Linked DNA regions of Mus musculus: region 2 is linked to region 1. The links are chromatin loops, found by intact Hi-C in ENCODE. Cell type or tissue: left cerebral cortex. All regions are shown on one strand. Region 1 overlaps Grid1 (glutamate receptor, ionotropic, delta 1). Region 2 overlaps Grid1 (glutamate receptor, ionotropic, delta 1).

The links. Hi-C counts contacts between places; a loop is a spot of excess contacts. Peaks named below come from ENCODE experiments on the same cell type or tissue, not always from the same donor. Only the 100,000 strongest peaks of a DNase experiment are listed, where the experiment ranks them.
Region 2: a loop joins it to region 1, with 2.0 times the contacts of the local background. A loop is called at or near these places in 2 of 42 quality-filtered maps.

What each region holds. Positions count from the first base shown.
Region 1 is chr14:34,954,929-34,962,928 of GRCm38, reverse strand. All of the region lies in intron 3 of Grid1 (glutamate receptor, ionotropic, delta 1), which reads right to left. Among named protein-coding and RNA genes, the nearest start is that of Mir346, 64 kb to the right of the region's middle. In left cerebral cortex, no CTCF peak of the experiment used is centred here; DNase peaks (open chromatin) are centred at 2,510 and 3,361.
Region 2 is chr14:35,075,056-35,083,055 of GRCm38, reverse strand. The region is part of intron 4 of Grid1 (glutamate receptor, ionotropic, delta 1); the gene reads right to left. Among named protein-coding and RNA genes, the nearest start is that of Gm41133, 55 kb to the left of the region's middle. In left cerebral cortex, a CTCF peak has its summit at 4,220 (motif pointing right); no DNase peak of the experiment used is centred here.

The DNA.
Region 1 (8,000 bases):
GGGGCTCGGCCCTGTGCAAGAGTGCGGGGGAAGCTGAGGCAGGGCTCCATGATATAGCCTGGCTTGTAGCAGGGTTCTTGGGTACCGTAATAAGAACTGAAGCTCAAGGAAGCTCCAAGTAGACCCCAGGCCCCAGCCCTATCCTACAGGTCTGCAGGCACATGATGGCCCCCTACCTCCTGGCCTCACAAGAGCCTAGCTAATGGGGAAGCATACAAAGAATTTCATCTTGAGCTGCCCTTGATCCCTCCAGTTATCTATGCCAGCTTAGAAGGAAGGAGGCAAATTTATTGATCTTTCTTGGTGAGTCTTAGCAAGATTCATAGGTCGCCACAGAGTACATTCATCTCTGCCTCTGAATTTAATTACCACAGGCACCAGAAATGTGTGGGTGCACACTGGTGCATATGTATATTTGTGTATGAGTGTGGACATGCACATAATTACATATGTTCCTACATATGTGAAAACATATGTGTGTACATGTGTGTATGTATGTATGTATGTATGTATGTATGTATGTGTATAAACATATTTGGTGATTATGGCCCAGTGACCTGGTGTTAGACACATAAAGGACTATAGACCTAGAGGAAAGACAACCTGTTTGGTAGGAAACAGGAGATACAAAAGGCTTCTAAACAAGGAGTCTTAATGACAAGATGGCTATCAGACAGTAAGGTACTTGATGAGGGCAAAGCAGGGGCTGGCAGGCAAGTCCTTGAGAATGGAAGTCTCAGCTAGTGTGCCCTACATCTAACCCCTGTGAAATGCTGATTCCTGCTCCAAGAAAGAAAAAAAGAAAGACTCCCACCCCAGACTCAGTAGCCTTTCACTCACAACCATGAGTGAGAAGCTGAGCTAACCCCTGAAGAGGGAAGAAGCCATGCACTTCTCTATCACTCTAAGTCTGCTGTGGAGGGCTGTAGCTGGGGATTTTTCATGCTGCCAGCATCCTTGAAATGGCACCTCTATGAGATCGCAGCTCTTGCCACATGGTCCTGACTCTAGGACCAGTTCTTCCACTCATCCCTCCAACACTGAAGTCTTGGCAACCACCCAGAGTTAGCTTGAGTGCTTCCACCCCATCTGGGATGATATCTGTCAGGCTTCCCCATATTAAATCTTCCCCTCTGGGTGATGGAATAGAAGTTGTTCCCCTTGCCTTGGAGCACAGGAGTGATGAGAAAAGAGGTTGGGAAGGGTAAGTAACACATGGGATATACAAAAAGACAAGAACTTCTGAAGAAGAGCCATTGGAAGGGCAATGAGTTTAAGGGAGATGACCTGGGAAGTTTTGAGGAATGTGTGGATGCTATCTATATAAGAAGTATAGCATGTAAATCCACAGTGCACACACATGTACACCAACATGGGACACCTCCACATCAGGTGGCTATCCATGAGGATCTAGAGACACAGTCTCAACTGGCTAAGAAAACACATTAGACAGTAGGCTGGAGCACCCAACGTGTCTATGGACGGATGGATGGATGGATGGACAGATGGGTGTGGCCCACCATATAATGGAATGTATTCAGTCTTTAAAAGGAGAGGCCGACACATGTTACAACAAGGCTGAGGCTTCAAAATTATGCTAAGTGAAAGAAGCCCATGACAAAAGTTGGTGAAAAGGGTGTGGAGAGGTCACTCCTGTGTGTCCTATCCTGAGGGACCACATCACGGGCATGAGGGTCCAAAGGAGAGGGAGACTCTGCATCCTTCTGGACCTCTTCCCATCCTTGTCATGAGACCTTCATGTACCAGTGAGGGATATGCACCATGTAGGGCCCAGGCAGGCAGAGAAACCCACTTCAGTCACTCAGAAGAGAGAATATAACACAGACACGGGTGTCAGCACAGGAGCCTAAAATGGTCAAATGCATAGAAATGAGGAGAGTGGTAGTCACCAGGGCCTGCACTGAGTATCAGCTGGAGAAAATGAGACAGTTCTAGAGATGGGTGTTAGTGATGTTATCCAACAACCTGTGTGTGCTCATTGCCACGGTTCTGTGTACCTAAAGACAGCTGGCATGCACATTTGTGTGACCTGCTCATTTTTCAATAACAAAAAGGTTGACTTTCCAAGAGCATACTGAACTTGATCTAGATGATAAGAATCTATGGTGACACTGGCAATGTCAGAGAACCATGTGACCCTCCTAACAAAATCCCACAAGTTTCCACAGTAAGAATGAGCCTCCTAAATCCTAAGCCCCAGCCTGTTGGCTCCCCACTGTGACTGCCCCTTTGTAAATTATCATATCATAGAACTCTTAAGAGTTACAAAAATGTGGGGTGACAAGAAGCAGAGACTATAAGGAGAGGGAGGGCATGACAGTCAGAAAATGCCACCCCAGCAACTCCAACCTCTCCTGTCTCAGATACTCTGAGATGCTTGCCTGCCCATCCCCTGCCTCCCTCTGCATGCCAGGGCACAGTGCCCAGAACACACCCACCTGTAGCTCATGTTAGGGGGTGGGGGCAGTCAGGAGAATGAGAATACGGGTTTGCAGTTTAAATCCTCACTGGCAGCTGGAGCCGAGAGGCAGGCGCTGCTGGCAGAGGCCTACCTTGCTGAGTGGCTGCGAGACTGAGCTGCAGATCGGGCTGGGTTTGGCACAGAGCAACTACACAGTGAATGTTTTAGTCTTCTTCTGCAGGACACATCACCTGTTTACGAACCATCAGTGAAGCTGAACCAAGTGCCTCTGGGAAGCATGGGGAGGCACAGCTCATGCCTTCTTCAGTCACCCAAAGGCATTTCCCTGTGCAGGACCCAGAGCTAAGCACCTTTCCTGCCACAGCCAATAGATGCAGCCTGTTTCAGCTCAAACCAGCTCTGGCTATCCTTGAGAGTGCCTTGATTCTATTCCCCAAATTAATGTGTGTGTCCAGATCCTGAGCCTGGGCTGTGCAGCTCAGTCTAGAGCTGTGTGCTTATGTCAGCCTTTCCTCAGCCCTGGGCCACAATGTCTGAGACCCCAGTACCTCTCCTCTGGAACCTCATGTCAGGGTGCCTCCCCATACTAAAGAGATGAGGTCCCTCAGGATAGGACACACAGGGATTATCTCTCCTCACCACCTGCTTCCTACACACAATGCTACAAGTGACTCTATCCGAAACCTGCTCCTCCCCCAAGCTACTGTAGACCACAGAGGACCCCAGATTCATCTCCTCTGGTTCTCTAACTCTGCATGCTGGGTTTGCTGTCCTGCCTGATGACAGTTCTCTTCAACAGCATGGCACCCCAAAAGTCAGCACCCTCTGTGTCCCCGAGAAAAACAAGAACCAGAACAGGTCCCGCGCTCCTCCTGCCGCCTTATTTAGGGAACTGGCATCTCACCACCTTCGTCTAGTCTTAGAATTTGAAAAGCATTCCTGTGATCCAGCATCTCGGCTTTCTAGCAACTAATCCCCAGAGACATATGCTCACAGAGATGTCTATGCAGGGTGTACCACGGTATTGTGCGACAGCAAGGCACAATAGGATGCTGAACTGACAAAGTAGACAAACAAAGATCACAGCTGTCCACCTGGTGGAAGGCTGCAGAGCAAGCATGGAGCAGGGAAGAGAAACAAGCCAGGGACGAGGAGCCAGAGCCCAGAAGTCCAGGTAAGAAATGTCTCAAAGGTGGGATGGAGACATCATGGCTCAGGAGTTAAGTGCACTTGTGGCTCTTTCAGAGGACTGGTGTGTAGTTCCCAGCCCTCCAGGGGAATTAGCACCCTCCTCTGACCTCTGGAGCCTGCACACACACACAAACAGAGAGAGAGAGAAAGAGACAGAGACAGAGACAGACACACACACGCACATATACAAATACATCGGGGTTTTTTTACAATATAGGTGACACTGTCCTGCCGGTTTGTCTGCTGTGCCAGGCCTAGGATGGGGACACCCGTGTATCCATGCTGCATGCCCAGCAAGTGGCTTTATTCCTCTAGAGAGCACTACAGGAAGGCAAGGAGCTACTTTTCACATGCAAGTTTTTTCAGCAATAATATCATTTTGTGCATAACTTACAAAATAATAAATTATTCCAAAGCCCAAAATAAAAACAAGTAATAATCTCTCTTTGCTTTCCCATCACCCTAGAAACACAAGGTAACCCTGACACCCCACATTATCCTCCACTCCTGATCAGCACTCCTCACTTCGTCAGGCTCCCTCATACTTACAGAACTGTCCTGAGCACTAACGCAGCTTTGTGATACATTTCACAGCCTCTGTCGTAGATGGTGTCTAGATCACACTGGGATATACTGATCCCAAGCTCTGCTTCCCTTCAGGTCTCCAAGCAGTGGCCATCCATAGGCCCATGGCCAATAGAACTGGTGTGCACAGGTGGGATGCTGAACTTAATGAACAACTATATATCAAACATGCTGGCCTGACCAGGAACAGATCCTAGGACCTTTGGACCAGGCCAAAAAAAAAAAAAAAAAAAAAAAACCCTTCCACAGAGGCAGAGCCTGATGCTCTACCATCCCCACCTAAAACGAAGAGTTCTAATCTGTCCTAGCAAGGCTGTGAGATGTTTGCCTGAGAAAATGCAAATCCAACTCCCCTCTTCACTGGCTTCAGAGGCAAGCTGGGGCCACCATCCACTCTGTCTCACTACTGACATCTTTACCGCTGTTTGTCCATGCTTTCCTAGACAAATGACCACGGGCATGCCCATCGCCCTCCCAGCCAGCACAGCCTTTTCGGCTGCAGCCACCATCTTGTTTTCCTAAGTCTGCTGCTTCTTAACCTCACCGTCTTTCAGCACTTTCGGAAGCATCTATAGATCCTCTCTGGGTGTGTGCATTAAGTAGAGACATGAATAAGCAAGGAGAAACTATATCCATAAGAGTTTAAGTCAAAAGTCATGTGTCCAGGTTCCTGTGGCACTGCCAGCCCTTAGACAATGAAGGCTGGTTTCAGAGTCGCAGCCCTCTTACACGGATTACTGGCCACCAAGCCAGATTCATCACAGGGTAACTCCCAGCAAGGAAGAGGGTTCAGAGATGCTGGCAGAGGAGACACAATACTGCCCATGTAGTAATGGCCTGACCTCTGGTACTCAGTGGCCCCATTACCCCTGCCAACGCCTCCTCACTGGTACTTAGATTAGAAGCTGCCACCAAAATAAAATGTTCTAGCTTCATACTGCAACAAAACCCCCAGATCTACCTGTATTTCTCCCTGCCCAAAACTGGGTTACAGATGTCATGTGTACCACTGTGTTGGTTTTACATGGATTGCTAGGAATAAAACTCAAGTCCTCATGTTTAAGCAGCAAGAACTTTGCCCGCGGAGATACCTCCCCAGCCCCTCGCCCTGGCATTGTATACACAGCTGCCTCCTACCTGAGCAGACCCTGCTCCCCACTACAGTTCAGAATGCACTGCCTTCAGGGCAGAGGTGGGACACCAGACTCCAGGCCTCCCAGAACCGTCTGCTCAGTGTCTGTGTGCCTACCTAAACCTCAGGCCGAGTGCTCAGGGCAGCCCAGGAGGAGCAAGAAAATGAGGAACAGTCTGTGACCTCAGGGATCTGTGCCATTCTCAAATCCATCATTTCATTTTAGCCTCACAGGAACCCTCTGAAGTGGGCGTTTTTATTATCCTCCCTATCAAAATGAGAAAATGAAAAATCAGACAGAGTCATCAGCCTGCCCAGGAAAAGTCAAGTCAGGGTGGAACGGAGTCCTTTGAGAGTAGCCGAACTGATCATCCAAATCTCAGCAGCACCAAGGCCATCACGCTGTGTTAGCAACAGTTTCGCCACTCATTGAAACCAGGGAACCGGCGGAGGAAGGAGCCTTCTCAGAGGTTGGGGGGCGCTTAGGATTCTTCTCTGCAGGAGATGGGAAGAGAAGGGTGCTTCCCTCGGACATCCCCAGATATGGTTAAAAGGGAGGTGCTACAGTTATAACTGGAAATCTCAAGGAAAGAAGCAAATGCTTGGGCGGAGCAGAGCTCAGTGGTTTATCCATGATTTATCCCTCATACGCAAAGCTCTGTGTTCGATCCCAGCATCACAAAAGAGGATGCTCCTTGGGAAACTAAATGCCCAGTGTGCCAGGTAAAAATACCAACTACCTCCTTTACCTACCGGATATCAAATGAGCACCTACTAAGTGCCAACAGCTGTTCTAAATGGTACAAAAGCAGCACTGTTCAATACTGAAAAGTTAAAATCCTACCTGGTGAAGATTGGTAGCAAGAATGATTTCCTCTACTCTAAGAGGATAACCAGAGTTGCAAACATTTAATTGTAAGTTTCAAAAGAGCTAATAGAGCTCTGAGGTTCCTGTCTTAGTCAGGGTTTCTATTCCTGCACAAACATCATGACCAAGAAGCAAATTGGGGAGGAAAGGGTTTATTCAGCTTACACTTCCATACTGCTGTTCATCACCAAAGGAAGTCAGAACTGGAACTCAAGCAGGTCAGAAAGCAGGAGCTGATGCAGAAGCCATGGAGGGATGTTCTTTACTGGCTTGCTTCCCCTGGCTTGCTCAGCCTGCTTTCTTATAGAACCAAGACTACCAGCCCAGAGATGGTCCCACCCACAAGGGGCCTTTCCCCCTTGATCACTAATTGAGAAAATGCCTTACAGTTGGATCTCATGGAGGCATTTCCTCAACTGAAGCTCCTTTCTCTGTGATAACTCCAGCTGTGTCAAGTTGACACAAAACTACCCAGTACAGTTCCCAACACAAATAAATGATATCATCTTTTTTTGGGTAATATCCCAGGTAACAAATATTGCAGTTACTCTAATTTGATCATCAAAACATCATGTACATGTGTGTAAATGTCACATGTGCCCTCACAAATAAGTGCAATTGCATGTCAACTTAAAATAAAATTATTTTAAACTAAACTCTTTGTCTGGAAGTTTCATTTTAGTTGGATAAAGACAGATGTTGAGAACAAAGTAAATATACACAAATTCAATGGGAAAAAATGTGAGGGGAAAAAAGGTCAAGTGGAAATACAGCCCTGAAGATGAGGAAGTAGCTTATGAATGTGGGTAGGGACTGCCCCGCCATCAGCTGGCATCCTTTGCAAGAAGTTAAGGAAAGTCTCAAATCATAGGTTGTTGCCCCATGACTGGGCTAAAAGCTGAGTATCCTAGAACATGGCTTCATTTTTGTTGGTGGTGATGGTTTGATTTGGTTTGGTTTGGTTTGGTTTGGTTTGGTTTGGTTTATTGAGACAGGGATCCTTTGTGTAACCTTAGCTGTCCTAGAAGTAGCTGTGTAGACCAGACTAGCCTCAAACTCAAAACTTTGCCTGCCTCTGCCTGGCTTAAAGTGCTAGGATTAAGGCATGACCCACCACTACCCGGATTGTTTTCTATTTTTTCCTTGAAACATGAGCATATATAGTCCAGGCATCCTCAAGCACGCCATGTAGCTGAAACTGTCTTTGAATTCCTGAGCCGCCTCCTCCATCTCGCCAGGGCTTGGGTTACAGGTGCAATCAACATACCCAAGGTACCCAGCTTCTTGCTCTATGGCTTGTTATCCTGAATCAGGTCACAAGAAAACCTGGCAACAGTATAAAGTTTCTGAATGCATATCATCCAAAAATTAATTCAAAATCCAAGATGCAAAGCATCAAAGGGGTTCCAGTAGCGCTCTCCCATGGTGGTAAGACAGTGTTACTAATGCCTTGGTTCTGAACACACAACGCACACGCTTTGCATGCCGACATCATGTCCACGTCATGTCAAAGACCACCACCTAAACACCTCATCCCAGGTTCAAGACGATTGCAGCTCTTAAACTGCAGTATTCTGACTGTACAGATGAAGTTTTCTGCTCCTGCAGAGAGGTAATGGTTTAATTATGGAAAACTCAAACTTTCAACATTCTTCTGCCATCTTTTCTTGGCATTCAAGAACAAAACTAGTATAACTCTGAATACCATGGTGTTGGGGTGTTTGGTTTCTAAATTGACATTGAAGTTTCCGACTTGAGTTTCATTTTCAAAAATGTTAAAT
Region 2 (8,000 bases), 120 kb before region 1:
CAGTTGTGCTAGTCTTCCCACACTCGAGCCTGCTGGATCAGGCAGAACTGGGGCTTGGGGACATGAATGCAGGCAGTCCAGGCATTGACAGAGGTGAATGTGAGGCCCAGGCATTGCCAACATCTGCTCCAGAAATGTTCAGTGAGGGAATAAGAAGAGAGGGTACCTTTGGTTTTTGTTTGGGGTTTTTTGTTTGTTTCTTTCGTTTGGTTTTGGTTCTGTGTTTGTTTGTTTGTTTGTTTGTTTGTTTGTTTGTTTTACCTGCTACTGTATAAAATACTTTGACAAGAGCAACTCAGGAGAGAATGAGTTTACTGTGTCTCACATGTCAGGTCTATCACTGTAATAAGTCATAGTGGCCACAGCTTGAGACAGATGTTACATTATATCTGTAATCAAGAAGCAGAGAGCAATAAATGCACGTATGCTAGTGTTCAACTCAATGTCTCGATAACTATAATCTGTAGGATCAGCTGCCTGGGAACTGGCACTACCATGAAGTATGCAAGTCTTCCCACATCAATTGGACAATCTCCCACAGACATGCAAGAGAATCGTCCTTGAGATGATGGTGTCTTTTGTCAAGCTAACTATAATACTGACCACGGAGGGAATGAAAGCATGAATTCCAGATAACCATTTCAGAGTTTTGCTTAAAGGAAAGGCCAAAAATGGGAGTCAAAACATGGGCTGAATCGAGAGCAAGCGAGTCAGAGAATTAGAACATGTCAATAAAGACTTATAGAAAGATATGAGGTGCTGAAGCATGTTCATCCCTACTGAAGTTTCCTCCTGCAGTATGAGACAGGGACTGGCTTCCAACATCCTTAGGAGACAGCACAAAGGCCTTCATGCAGAAAACTGGGGCAGAAGAGAGACTAGTGCCTACTAGTGATAGAAGCCAGTGAGTGTGACAACAGAGACAGGAATCTGCTGTCCTTCTTGTTCCAGTTCTCTCGTTACATTTTAAAAGCCAGGTATTTATGTCTATAGCAGCTTCATTCAAAGACACCAAAACTTGGAAGCTGGCCAAATGTCCTTCACTAGGTGAACAGAAAAACTGTGGTACATTCAGACAATGGAATATTATTCGGTACTAAGAAGAAATGGACAATCAAGCCATGAAATGGCACAGAGTGCTATGATATGCTTTTGCCAAGCAAAGAAAGTCAAGCTAACAAGGCCATAAACCATATGACTACTGATACATGGCAATCTAAAAAATGAAAAACCATGCAGACAATCTAAAACCGTAGCTGCCCAGGGTGTGGAGAAGTAGAGAGATGAACGGAAAACTGCAGAGCACTCTGGTGGAGGCTGTAATGGGAGACACATGCTGATAGAGATGTATCCATGCCCAGAGAATGGACACACAAGATAGAATCCTCATGTAAACTATACGCACGGTGACTAACAGCTCATCAGTACAGGCCACCAAGCTTATCTCAGTGATGTGAGATATTAATAACAGGAGAAACAAGAAAAGGGAGAGGGACACATGGACCTCTCCATACTTTCTACAAACACAAAACTGCTCTAAAAGCAAAGCCTACTTACTCGTAAAGCAAATTTAACAGAAGATCAGGAAACATTAAGTAGAGGTACATTATGGAGATCTCAGTAGAGGGAACACATGGCACCAAGTGCCCAGGAGAATATATCAGGCGGCACTGAGGGCAAATTACAATGATCGGGCAGGGAGTGGGGGATGAACCCAGAGGTCAACCAAGCTACACCCGGGCTCATTTTCCTCCAGCCATTTTCAAGTACCAGGTATAGCTGCAGGCATGGAGGAGTCAGGGGGTGGACTCAGCCAGGCTCAAGGCTCCCTAGACAAGCATGCTTCCTCACACCATCTCATCTGCATGGCCACGACAGCTTCTAACCAGTCCCCAGACTCTAAGCCATTGTTAGTGTTTCTCTGCCAAGGAAACTCATCCAGTGTGGCCTCTGGCCCATTCAGCACCTCCTCTGGTGTCATTGCCTACAGGATGGAATATTGCAACTGTGCATAATGCAAAGGGACCGACTTGCCACCCAGGCCCTACCTGGCTCACCAGTGACATCTTCCCACCTCTGTCTCCCTCCTGACTCCCTACCATACAGTACGTCCCCTAGCCAGGGCTCTATGCCCGAGTATATTATTACTTCTTTCTCTACTAAACCCAGTGCCAATGGTCCCCATCTGAAGGACAGATTATTGCATTAGTGAGGGGCACTGGGAAGACTTGCCTGCCTCTCTGCCCCTCTAGACCAAGAATGCAGCAAATAAGAGATGCCATGTTGGTGTCTTGACACCACGCCTAGCACCAAGCCAAATACATAGTAGGCACTCAGCAACATTCGTGAAGTAACTGAGCGAAAGGGCAAATATAAGTGGATTCAAATGTCACCTAGCCCAGCTGCCAGCTGAACTGGAAATTGGAAACGGGATTTTCTTCTTCCTTTGAACACTATATTTTCATGCAGTCATTTCTAAACTATCTCTTGCTGGGAGAAGCGCTCTCTGAGAGCAGCACAGGGGGGCTATCATGGAGAGTGAGAGATAGCAGAAAGAACTGTCCCTGAGTGTGTTTACACTGCCCCATTAGTGGCATAATGCATACTTCCGTGAGGACACGACCAGGTAGGGCACAGAGGGTTTTGCAGTGTTGGGCCACAGTAGACTATTTGCACAGTAATGAGGCATAGTCAGTGTTTTGCACAGGTCTGAGGCTCAGGAGACATTTGCACATTGCCGAAGCATAATGGTGGTTTGTACAATGCTGTGACACAGTAGGTGTTTGGCATAGTGCAGAGAACAGCAGGGGGTTTGTACAGTGCTACATTTCAGTAGCAATTTGCACAGTGCAGAGGCATCAGTACAGGGTTGAAGCAGAGTAAAAGTAAGTGGTTTGAACAGTGCTGAGACATAGTAGGTGTGTTGCATAGTGCTGAACACAGTAGTTGGTTTGTTCAGTGCTGAGTCTTAGTAGCAGTTTGCACAGTGCTGAGGCACAGTAGGCCCTCAAGTTCTGCCTATTTACTCTTTTCTTCATGAGTAAGGGCCTTCCTATCAAGAATGTGTTCCTTAAATCTTCCTTCTAAAGCAGACATTGCCCCAGATGATGAGGACAGCTACAACTTATATTGCTTTTTCAAGTGATAGTAAAAGGCCATCCTCCATCCATATCCAGTCTCCTGGCTATTCTGAGAAATGAAGGAGCTGTCACTAAATCACAGGGAATATAAGTTATGTCATTATCTTCGCCCCTGGGAAGAAGATGATAAATCTGCCACCATTAGCTTCAGGAAGCCAGTCACCTTGGGCAGCACCGCCAGTGACCTCCTGTGACAAGCACCTGGTGTACAGCTGTCCACCTGAGTCGGCTCCAGCACAGACAACTTCCTGACTGAGCCTCCATTGGTGTGCTTTTGCATTTACCACACTAAACCAGAAGTGCAGTTCCCAAGGATGCTCGCCAGAGTGCCAGGCAGTGGCCAGGCTGCTCATCCCTGAATTTGGAGTCCTGATGTTTGAGTCTTTACCCCACCCACATGCCCTGGGTACCTCCTGAAGTCAGGCCCTGGAGTGGCCAAGAAGAGAATTGCTAAATATTTACAATGTGCTCCACTGGGCATTCAGAACCAGGAAGGAGATGTGTGCACATATCATACAATCAAGTACAGGAGGTTGAGAGAGCACAAGGACAGGCACCTGGGCAGCCACAGCTGCACACATTATATAAGCAGGAGAATAGGGCTCCAAGATCTCTACTGATCACATGTTAGGGGATGAGTCAAGGTTAATCCTGATATTTTCTGACTCTCCCTGATTCCATCATGGCCTCCATGCAGGGCAATGTGCAACATCCTGACTCTTCCTTGCCTACTTCTTCCCCATCTCTGTGCACCAAGTCCCATGGAACGTCCTTTGAACTCTCAGACTTGCCAATGTCTTCGAAGTTCGGGGCTTTGCACTTTTTATTCCCTCCACCAAGAGTGCATGCCCCTGATATTTACAGAGCTGGTTTGTGCTCATACTTGAGACCTCAGCTCAGCCATCCCCAGCTTCAAAACATTCTCTTGTCATTCTCCATTGCACCCTATGCTCATTGTCTGCACAGAATCATATCTATGCACAGCTACATTGCTATTTTTCAGATATCTGGTGTTTTTTAAGATTGATTGATTGATTGATTGATTGATTGATTATGTATACAGTGTTCTGCCTGCATGTGTGCCTGCAGGCCAGAAGAGGGCACCAGATCTCATTATAGATGGTTGTGAGCCACCATGTGATTACTGGGAATTTAACTCAGGACCTCTGGAACAGCAGCCTGTGCTCTTAACTACTGAGCCATTGCTCTAGCCCTCATATATTTGTTTTGAGTCTCTCCTTCTACAAGCATATAGTTCCACTAAGACCTAATCTTGTCTTGCATTTTTGGTTTAACTCTAAATTCAATACTAGCCACATAAACAGCAAAGTATGGAAGAGAGAATCCTTATGCACTGTTAGTAGGTGTGTAGATTGATATGGCCAATATGGAAATCAACATATAGGCTCCTCGAAAAGCTATAAATAGAACTGCCACATGACCCATCTCTACCACTCTTGAACATAAACCCTTAGAAGACTCTATATCCTACTACAGATATATTCACATGTCATTATTTATTACTGCATTATTCACAATAGTCAGAAAATGGGACTGATGAACAGATAAAGAAAATATGGTATTCATACATAATAGGATGCTATTCAGCTGGGAAAAAATAAAGTTATAAAATTGTCCAGAAGATGAGCAGAACTGGAAAGTACCAGAGTAGGGTAACCTGGGCTCAGAAGAAAAGCTATGTTTTTCTCACCCATGTGCCAGATCTAAGCTATGAATTATTGCAATAGTATGATGAACTTGGAGTACGTGTGAAGACCAGATGATAGACAGGGTTCCTTAAAAGGAAGGAGTGGGAGGAAGGAAGACCTTAAGGAGTAACAGTATCATATAAGTGATGTTATGGTGGAGGCGAGAGTAGTGGGTGCAAAGGGTTACGGGGAATCACATGGGAGAACAGGACATGGGGTAGGAGAGAACTATATGAAAAAGCCATATGGAAGCCTAATGTTGATAAGCGTAGAAAAAGAAGGTTGAATGGAGGTACCCTGCATGCTGAGACAATGTTCCTCCAAGAAGTCGTAAGTATTAAACGAATACTCCTATGCCAGCTGTAGGCTATCTCCCTAAACACTGTTGGTCAGAGAGTTTGAGAGTCCCCCAAGACAATATAGGTTACTATTGTTAGTTCCCCACCACAAATTAATAGTAAGTAATACTCTATTGCTGAAGACACCACAAATGTTAGCCACAGGACATGGGGAAAAATCTCATTGTGGAATGGAAGGAAAGGAAAGGTTCCTCCTGTCTGACTAGCTTTCACAGTGCAAGCAGGTGCTAGGAAGACTGCGAGGAGAGAAAGATCATCAGCTGCCTTGTCCAGATATGAACCCTGTGAGTTACAATGACAACTGATGTAGCAAGGTCTGCAGGCACATTGGTGGGATAATGGCGTTAAGGTTATGGGGGTGACCAACAGTTGTGTGACTGTATCCGAGGACCATTCCACATTCGTGTTGCTATAAGCCTGGTCAAGTGTTCGTGGCTGGGGAGATCATAGACCCTAGCATGGAACTGACAACTATTACTGTTTTGCTGAATGAAGATGTTCTCAAACTGCCTAGTAAATACTGCGGTATTTACACATTAATGCATCAGTAATACTCTCTTCAGTAGAGAACCTTCTTATTCAAACATGTTAATGCAGAGACTCGTAACTTATCAAAGTGCTAAGAACAGGGGATAATGGAGTGCTCAGCCTTAAATAAGTCACCTATACCACGCCCTGCAAAGCCTGGGGAATGTCACAGACGAGGAGGCAGGAAGCATGGACAAGCCACAAGAGGTGTGTTGAAAAGGACATCTTCTGAGCGTGGCATAGCCATTGTGCACGTGAGCTCAGTGAAGATACATGCACAAGACCTGTGCAAGACTGGACCTTTCAACATTTTATCATGGAACAGGAAGAGTCTATGAAGCCTCGCCATTCCCTAAGGCATCATTGCTTTGGTGGCCTGGGGAAGGGCTATCACTTTCCTCGGCGCTGTAACCACTGCCGAATGGCATACGCTTCAGTAGATACCTTCTGACCACACACATCAAGCAATCCTAAGTAAACTCAGTGAGTCACATAACAAAAAAGACATGCAAGTAGGAAAATCTGGAAAGATGAAGAGTCTCAACAGAAGGAGTGGGTGTGGAAGAAGGTAATGGAGGGTAAAAATAACTAAGATTCATTATATGCATGAATGAAACTGTCGAAGAGTAAAGAATGATTTCAATGCATTTGTAGATAGGTAAACAAGTGAAGGCCATCTGCCAAGCTCTCTTGCATCCCCTGGATCCCTGAAGGAAGGAGCAAAGGGATCTGACCTGGAAGTACTCTCTCTACCTTTATTGATAAATGCAGTGAGACAGTAAGTCAGATAAAATCTCAGCATAGGGTAGAAGACAAAGTCCCACCCCTGTTGAGGAACTAGTAGCATTTCATAGCTACAGAAGGGGAAGGGCTTCTCTTTAAGAGGAGGCCTCACACCCAAGAGTATGCAGGCAATACAAATTGGACTTGATGCAGGGAAGTTGGGAGCCAGAGCCAGAACCGGAGCCAGGGGGGAGAGAGAGAGAGAGAGAGGGGGGGGGAGAGAAAGAGAGAGAGAGAGAGAGAGAGAGATAGAGAGAGAGAGAGAGAGGATGATGCTGGGTAGGTAAGAATGAAGGAGTAGAGGTCAAAAAATAATAAAAACACTATGTTTTAAAAATGAAAGTGAAACAGGGAAACAGTCTCAAGAGTCCACAATCAAGCAGAGACCCTTGCTTAACAATCATGGCTGTCTGAGGGTTCTGCGGAGTCCACAGGTAGTCACAAAACCAGGTTGTACAGGTGCTTGCATGTTTGTGTAGGGGTGCATTTGTGCAAGTGTGTGTGTGTGTGTGTGTGTGTGTGTGTGTGTGTGTACCTATACCAAGTGCTTGGATAGAGTGTGTGTGTGTGTGTGTGTACCTATACCAAGTGCTTGGATAGAGTGTGTGTGTGTGTGTGTGTACCTATACCAAGTGCCTGGATACAGCTATATTCTATTAGTCCAGGAACTTGGGGAAGATAAGGGACTTGGTCTTTTCCCATACCTTGTGATGGTCAGGTCATACCCTGAAATGGAATGCCAGAAATATTTTGCTGAAATGTGAAGTCTAAAAGTATGCACATTGTAAACTATTACTACTTTAACTTCCTTGGCTTTTCTGTACGTGTAGACCAGGGGAATGAGCACACCTGAGTCTCTGAAGATGAAAATAGTTGCAGTTTGAGAATAGAAAATAAATTTAAGTGCATGGGGGACAGCAATACAAGATTTTTCTTCCTCCATGGTTATACATGCCTTCAGTCCATACTGCCTGTAGCCTGCCTACTGTGTCCAGCTTTCTATTAGGAGATGAATCCTGTTTCTGTATACATGTCCACCAGTGATCTCTAAGATTTTTATATCTGTGTAATAATGGCTATGTACAGCTGAGTATTTGGAGGGCTCAGTGAGTGGTGTCTGTGTGTGTGTGTGTCTGTGTGTGTGTGTGTGTGTGTGTGTGTGTGTGTGTGTGTCTGTGTGTGTGTGTGTGTGTGTGTGTGTGTGTGTGTGTGTGTCTGTGTGTGTCTGTGTGTGTCTGTGATTGTGTGTGTGTGTTTCTTGCCTCTATCCCCAAAGTATAAAATCCTGTGGGACACAAGCAAAGTCAGCTCTTTCTGTCTTCTTTACTGGCCACTTTCCTAGGTATCTCAAATAGACAAATAACTTCTACACTTATGCTAGGAAAGCTCAGGGCTCACTTTCAGGGATTCTTATCCAGTGGACCTTCATAAGCACAGAACAAGCAGCCCACCTGAGACAGGACAGGGAGACAGCTTCCCCT